2 separate regions of the Homo sapiens genome follow, and region 2 is linked to region 1. Evidence: chromatin loops called from intact Hi-C (ENCODE). Cell type or tissue: psoas muscle. All regions are shown on one strand.

Region 1 (2,500 bases):
AACCCGAGTCTCCCCACCGCGCGGAAACCCCCGGCTCCCCCGTGAAGAGCCCCGGGAAAGGACGGCCCATTTCGCTCGTTTCTTCCTGGGGATCGGGAGCCAGGAAAGCCCGTCTCCTAACCCGAAAGAAATGCAAACTTTGAGCGGCAGATTCGGGATCCTGCGCCATCCCCCTCAGCTCTCCGCTCTCGATCGCTTTCAGTTCCCTCTTTTACGAACTCATCCCCTAGTTCTCGAGCCAGAAGGGCTCCCGATTCCCAAGCCTCGCGCGGGCCCCTACGCCCGCCTCACCAAAGATCCCCAGCAATCATGGAAAGCCGGTGACCCTACACATTCTCGCTCCTCCCTGGGTGAGGGTCCGTGCGTGTAGCCCCTCGGATCCTGGCTTCCCGGGCCCCGCCGGTGTTCCCCTGTCTCCACTGATCCGTCTGCAAACCCTCATTCGCCCTGCCTCCCCAGGCCGCGGCCGCGGCTCCTCGACTCCTCCGGTCACCTGGCCCCAGCCTGGGACCGCTCCCGCCTCCAGCCGCTGGAAAGCATCTCCAGGCTGGTGGCGCGGAGTAAGCGCCGGCCCCAAGGACGCCCGAAGCCGGGAGAAAGAGAACCTGGAGCCTGCCCGCGGTTCCCAGCCTCTCCCCGCGGAGCGCCCGGCCGGGAGCCTTCTGCACCCGGGCTCGGGCCGGCGTGCCTGTTCCTATTCTCGGGTCCCCTGGCGCTCCTGGCGCACAGCTCCCCGCCCGCCCGCTACGGGGTTGGGCCCGCGGCGATTCGAGTCCGCAGCCCGGCTCCTTGCACCCGAGGACAATGCGCGGCCGGCCACGGGCCCAAGCGCGGCGAGGCGGCGGCGGCGGCGGCGGCGGGGCTGAGCGCTGGCCGGGCAGGGGAGCGGGCGGCCCGCGGGGCTCTCGCAGCCTCCGTGCCCGGCCTCGCCGCCCCTCGCGCTGCTCCGCTCCGCGCTCTCCCGGCGCTTCCCCAGCTTCTCTCTGCACGCTCCCGCCGTCCCTCGCTGCTCCCTGCCTCCCTCCTCCCTGCTGCCTCCCTCTCTCTCCTCCCTGCTGCCTCCCTCTCTCCCTCTCTCCTCCTTGCCCTGTCGCAATGAATAATACTCTGGCTTGGGGACTGGAATAAAACACACGCGCTCTGAGGCAGCCGCCCGCAGCAGCAGCCGCCGCCGCGCCGCCGCCGCCGCCTGCAAAAGCGTCTCTGACATGGAAATGAATGACAGCTTACCTGATGCCAATCTTCATCAGACTGACACCGGCGTGACAACACAGCCTATACTTCCCAGCACTGCTCGGGACGTCAGCGGCACAGGGACCCGCCCCCCGGACCCCCCCTTCACACACCTCCCCTCTCCCCACTCCCCCTTTTCTCCCCACCCCCCATCACCCCCACCCACTCCCGGCCCGGCCGCTGCCAAGTCGGAGGAGCCGCTGGAGTGTCTCCCTCTACCGGAGGCTCTCGGGCGGCGGGCGCGGGCCTGCTCCTGCGGCAGGGAGGCGGGCGGCCTGGAGAAGCGGCTCCGCTCGCGAGGAGCCTCGGATGGGGAGTGCGGTGGACCCCCAGGAACTCTGGAGCACCCTCCCGCCCCCAAGCCAAGTCCTCCTTAGCGAACAACCGGGGCCGAGTTCCAAGATATCACCGGTGCTGAGGGGACCGAGATGAGGTGAGATTTTCTGTGGACCCCAAGAGAACTCCCCAGAAATGATGAAACTTAAAACGGGCAAGAAATCCTTCCTTCCACCAGCACTCCCCCTCCCCCTTTTCCTGCCTGGCTGGCCTCATTTTTATGATTGCATTTGAATAATTCTCATTACCCTGGCCCCAGAAAAGGTGTTCAGATGACACTCTGGTTAGTTATTCCTGGTCTCAAGAGCTTTTTCTGCTGTGGGCTTCCCGGGGTGTCTGGTTCAAGGTGGGGCAGAGGGAGAGAGGAAAGAGTGGATAGGCTTTGTCAGTAAAGCACTTCTTTGCAAATGTCAGGCAAGCCTGTTCTAAGCCACTGCTATTTTCATTCTAATAAAAAGTCCTCAAGAAACTCAGTGAGTTCCCAGAGTTCTGGGGGCTGGGGTGCAGTCATATAAAGGGAAAGACCAGCTGGGCTGTTTCAGCCTGGGCCTGCTGGGGTGGCTTCATCTACATCAGGGAGGAAATGGGCTCCTTACATGCCCTCTACAGTGGAAGACAAAAGCAGGCATGTGTAGACCCACAAGCGCCTCCATTCACTCAGCAGAGATCACAGTCCTACTAAGAGCCACACACAGGAGCACACTTGCTTGCTTCCTCAACTTAGCACATGGCCCTCCGCATAAAGGGACAAGAGAACCCCTTCTGCCTCTGGAAGTTTGCTTCTTGCTCCCCATAGAGGAGCCCTTTCAGCCAGTCAGGCAGCCATTGATCCTCTGACCCCAGGCCAGGCAGGGGGCCTGGAAGAAGCCCAGACAAAGACACCGACAAAAGCGGGAAAGCAGAAAGTGAAACCCAGCCTCTGGGTTTTCAG
Region 2 (2,500 bases), 130 kb before region 1:
CTGTGGGAAGCTGCTTAACCTCTCTCTGCCTCAATGGCCTCATCTGTAAAATGGGGATACTAATATCCCTAGAGAGGATTAAATAGAGTAATACATGTAATGTGTTTAGCACAGTGCCAGGCACAGTATTCAAAAACTGCCAGCTGCTATTGCTATTATTAGTAGTAGTAGTGGTCATTGCCTGGTAGGGAGGGGTCAAAACAGAGATAAAGAGGGTAGAAAAAGAGAAGTCTGCAGCCTTAGGCTCGGCCACCTTTGCTCTTTCAAAAGCAGACTCTCCAAAGAAGCCACTCCAAAATCAGGATGGGAGCCCTCATTTCAGCTCCTTGGTCCCCTCTCCAACCGCTCACACGGCCCCGAAGGCCAGACAGGTGCAGGATGCTGGTTGACAGGCCGGTGACTCCACCCCTGGACAACCAACCAGGGCTAACCATGTGCCAACCATTTGTGGAGAAGGAGAGTCATCCTCCCACAGGCCTAAGGCTCACCTTCTATCAAGCACAGCCCTGTCGTGAGGGGCAGCAGACAGGGTGTCTCAGAAACAGACGGTGAGATGGGGAAGAGACCAGGCTGCTTTTGGTTTGTTCCACAGCTTTTGGGAAGCCCCACGGTCGCTTCTGGCTCAGAACCGAGGCTCAGGAAAGCAGAGCAGCCCGGTGGGGGGATGCGAGGGGATCCAGCCATATCCCCAACGCTCACCCTCTCCAAATCGGGTAAGAAGGAGGACCCCAGGAAAACGACTTCAGGCATCTACCAGCACAGTTTGTGAAACACTTCCACATCCTTTAATTTTTCCCAACAATCTTTGAGACCAACATGGCAGATATAATTAACCCCATTTAACCAACAAGTATGTTGAGGCTCAGAGATGCTAATGGATTGTCTAAGGTCAGGAGTAGTGGCACTGCCAGTGCCCAAACCCACCTCTCCTGATGCCCAGCAGAGCACAGCTTCCTCTGTCACCCCGCCCTTCCCTGGCCTCAGTCAGCTCTCCATTTCTCCACCGAGACAGCTGAGAGGCTCATGTAGCTGGCTCCTCGTCTTGTGCCCAGGGAGGGGAAGCAGGCAACCAGAGTTACGCACTCAGACTACAGCTGGGTTTAGAGTGTGACCTAGTTTGGATGTTTGTCCCCTCCAAATCTCATGCTGAAATGTGACCCCAGTGTCGGAGGTGGGGCTGGGCGGGAGGTGTTCAGATCGTGGAGGTGGGTTCCTCATGAACGGCTTGGTGCTCTCCCCATGGGAATGAGTGAGTTTCTTGCTCTGGTAGTTCACTCAAGAGCTGCTTGTGTAAAAGTGTGTGGCACCTCCCTGATCTCTCTTGCTCCTGCTCTTGCCAGGTGACATGCCTGCTCCCCCTTTGCCTTCCACCAAGAGTAAAAGCTCCCAGAGGCCTCCCCAAACCCGAGAAGATGCTGGCACCATGCTTGTACAGCCTGCAGAACTGTGAGCCAAATACACCTCTTTCTTTATAAATTACCCAGCCTTAGGTACTTCTCGATGGCAATGCAAGAATAGCCTAACACAGGGCTTGATCTGGAGAAAGGTGACAGGTGTCTCTTGGCCTCCTGACATGATAACCAATGGTCAGGTAAGAACAAGAAAGAGGCGAAGAAGGCCTGCCCTACAAGTGTGCCACAGGAGTTGCGGAGACCCCGGGAATACGTCAAGGTCACGAGCCAAAGTCTGAGGCCACTGTTTGGCTTCTTCTGACAGCCTTGCACTGTAGGCTTCATTCATTCATTCATCCATCCATCCATCAATTCATTCATTCATTCATCCCAAGTATTTGTCTGGTCCCTGGTACTGTGCTAAGGGCTGGCCTTTCAGCGGCTCAGAACTGGGGGCCTGGAGGCCTGTCTATGCACAGCTCAGGCTAAATAAATGCTCCTGGGGAGCTGAGGGAACACAGAGGGAGGCTGAGTTTCTACTTCACCCACCCCAGAGTCAGGGCTGTTGCTTTGGAGCTCAGTCCAGTTTTAGAAAGCCCTCCACTCTGGTGGCCAGGCCGAGGGGTGAGCCAGCCCAGGTGTTCAGGGAGGGAGCAGGTAAGCCTCCTGCAAACCTGTGACAAACGCGCCGCTTCCAGGGTATCCTGTGTGGGCCTCTATCCCTGGTGACGCATACACAAGGTGGTCCACAAAGTTGTCACTCAGTGGGATGCCTGAATTTTCCAGGTCTCCCAGTGCCCAGCTTTAAGAGCATCCTATGCAAGGCCCTTCATCTACCCCTGTCTGAACCTCCACAGCCCCAGGGGTAACCAACAGCCTCTGCCTGTTTCCTTAACGCCACCTTCTGAGGGACCCAGAGCTCTCACTCCAGCTTATTCAGCCTGGCCTACTCAACCGACTGCTTGCCCAGTGCCCTCACTGTGCCTGGGTCCTCCCAAGCTCTGAAAGTCCTCTTTTCCTCTCTGGCACAGGCTCAGTTTGGGCCATCAGTTGTATATTCATTGTTCATTATATGACAGGTCCCAGGATGTCACCCACCAGCAAGAACA

Evidence for each region. Peaks named below come from ENCODE experiments on the same cell type or tissue, not always from the same donor. Only the 100,000 strongest peaks of a DNase experiment are listed, where the experiment ranks them.
Region 2: it touches region 1 in a loop (3.0-fold over the local background); 2 of 110 quality-filtered maps call a loop at or near these places.

Annotation. Positions count from the first base shown.
Region 1 is chr11:125,163,507-125,166,006 of GRCh38, reverse strand. It overlaps PKNOX2 (PBX/knotted 1 homeobox 2), which reads right to left and starts at 1,256. Exons shown (of 13, transcript NM_001382323.2): 1 at 1,231-1,256. PKNOX2-DT (PKNOX2 divergent transcript) reads left to right here and starts at 1,398. Exons shown (of 3, transcript NR_125759.1): 1 at 1,398-1,666. RefSeq lists a silencer at 1,394-1,543. In psoas muscle, a CTCF peak has its summit at 1,462 (motif pointing left); DNase peaks (open chromatin) are centred at 606 and 1,346; H3K4me3 peaks cover 1,900 bases; H3K27ac peaks cover 1,792 bases.
Region 2 is chr11:125,297,951-125,300,450 of GRCh38, reverse strand. The region is part of intron 2 of PKNOX2 (PBX/knotted 1 homeobox 2); the gene reads right to left. Among named protein-coding and RNA genes, the nearest start is that of PKNOX2-AS1, 32 kb to the right of the region's middle. In psoas muscle, no CTCF peak of the experiment used is centred here; a DNase peak (open chromatin) is centred at 1,030; H3K27ac peaks cover 2,066 bases.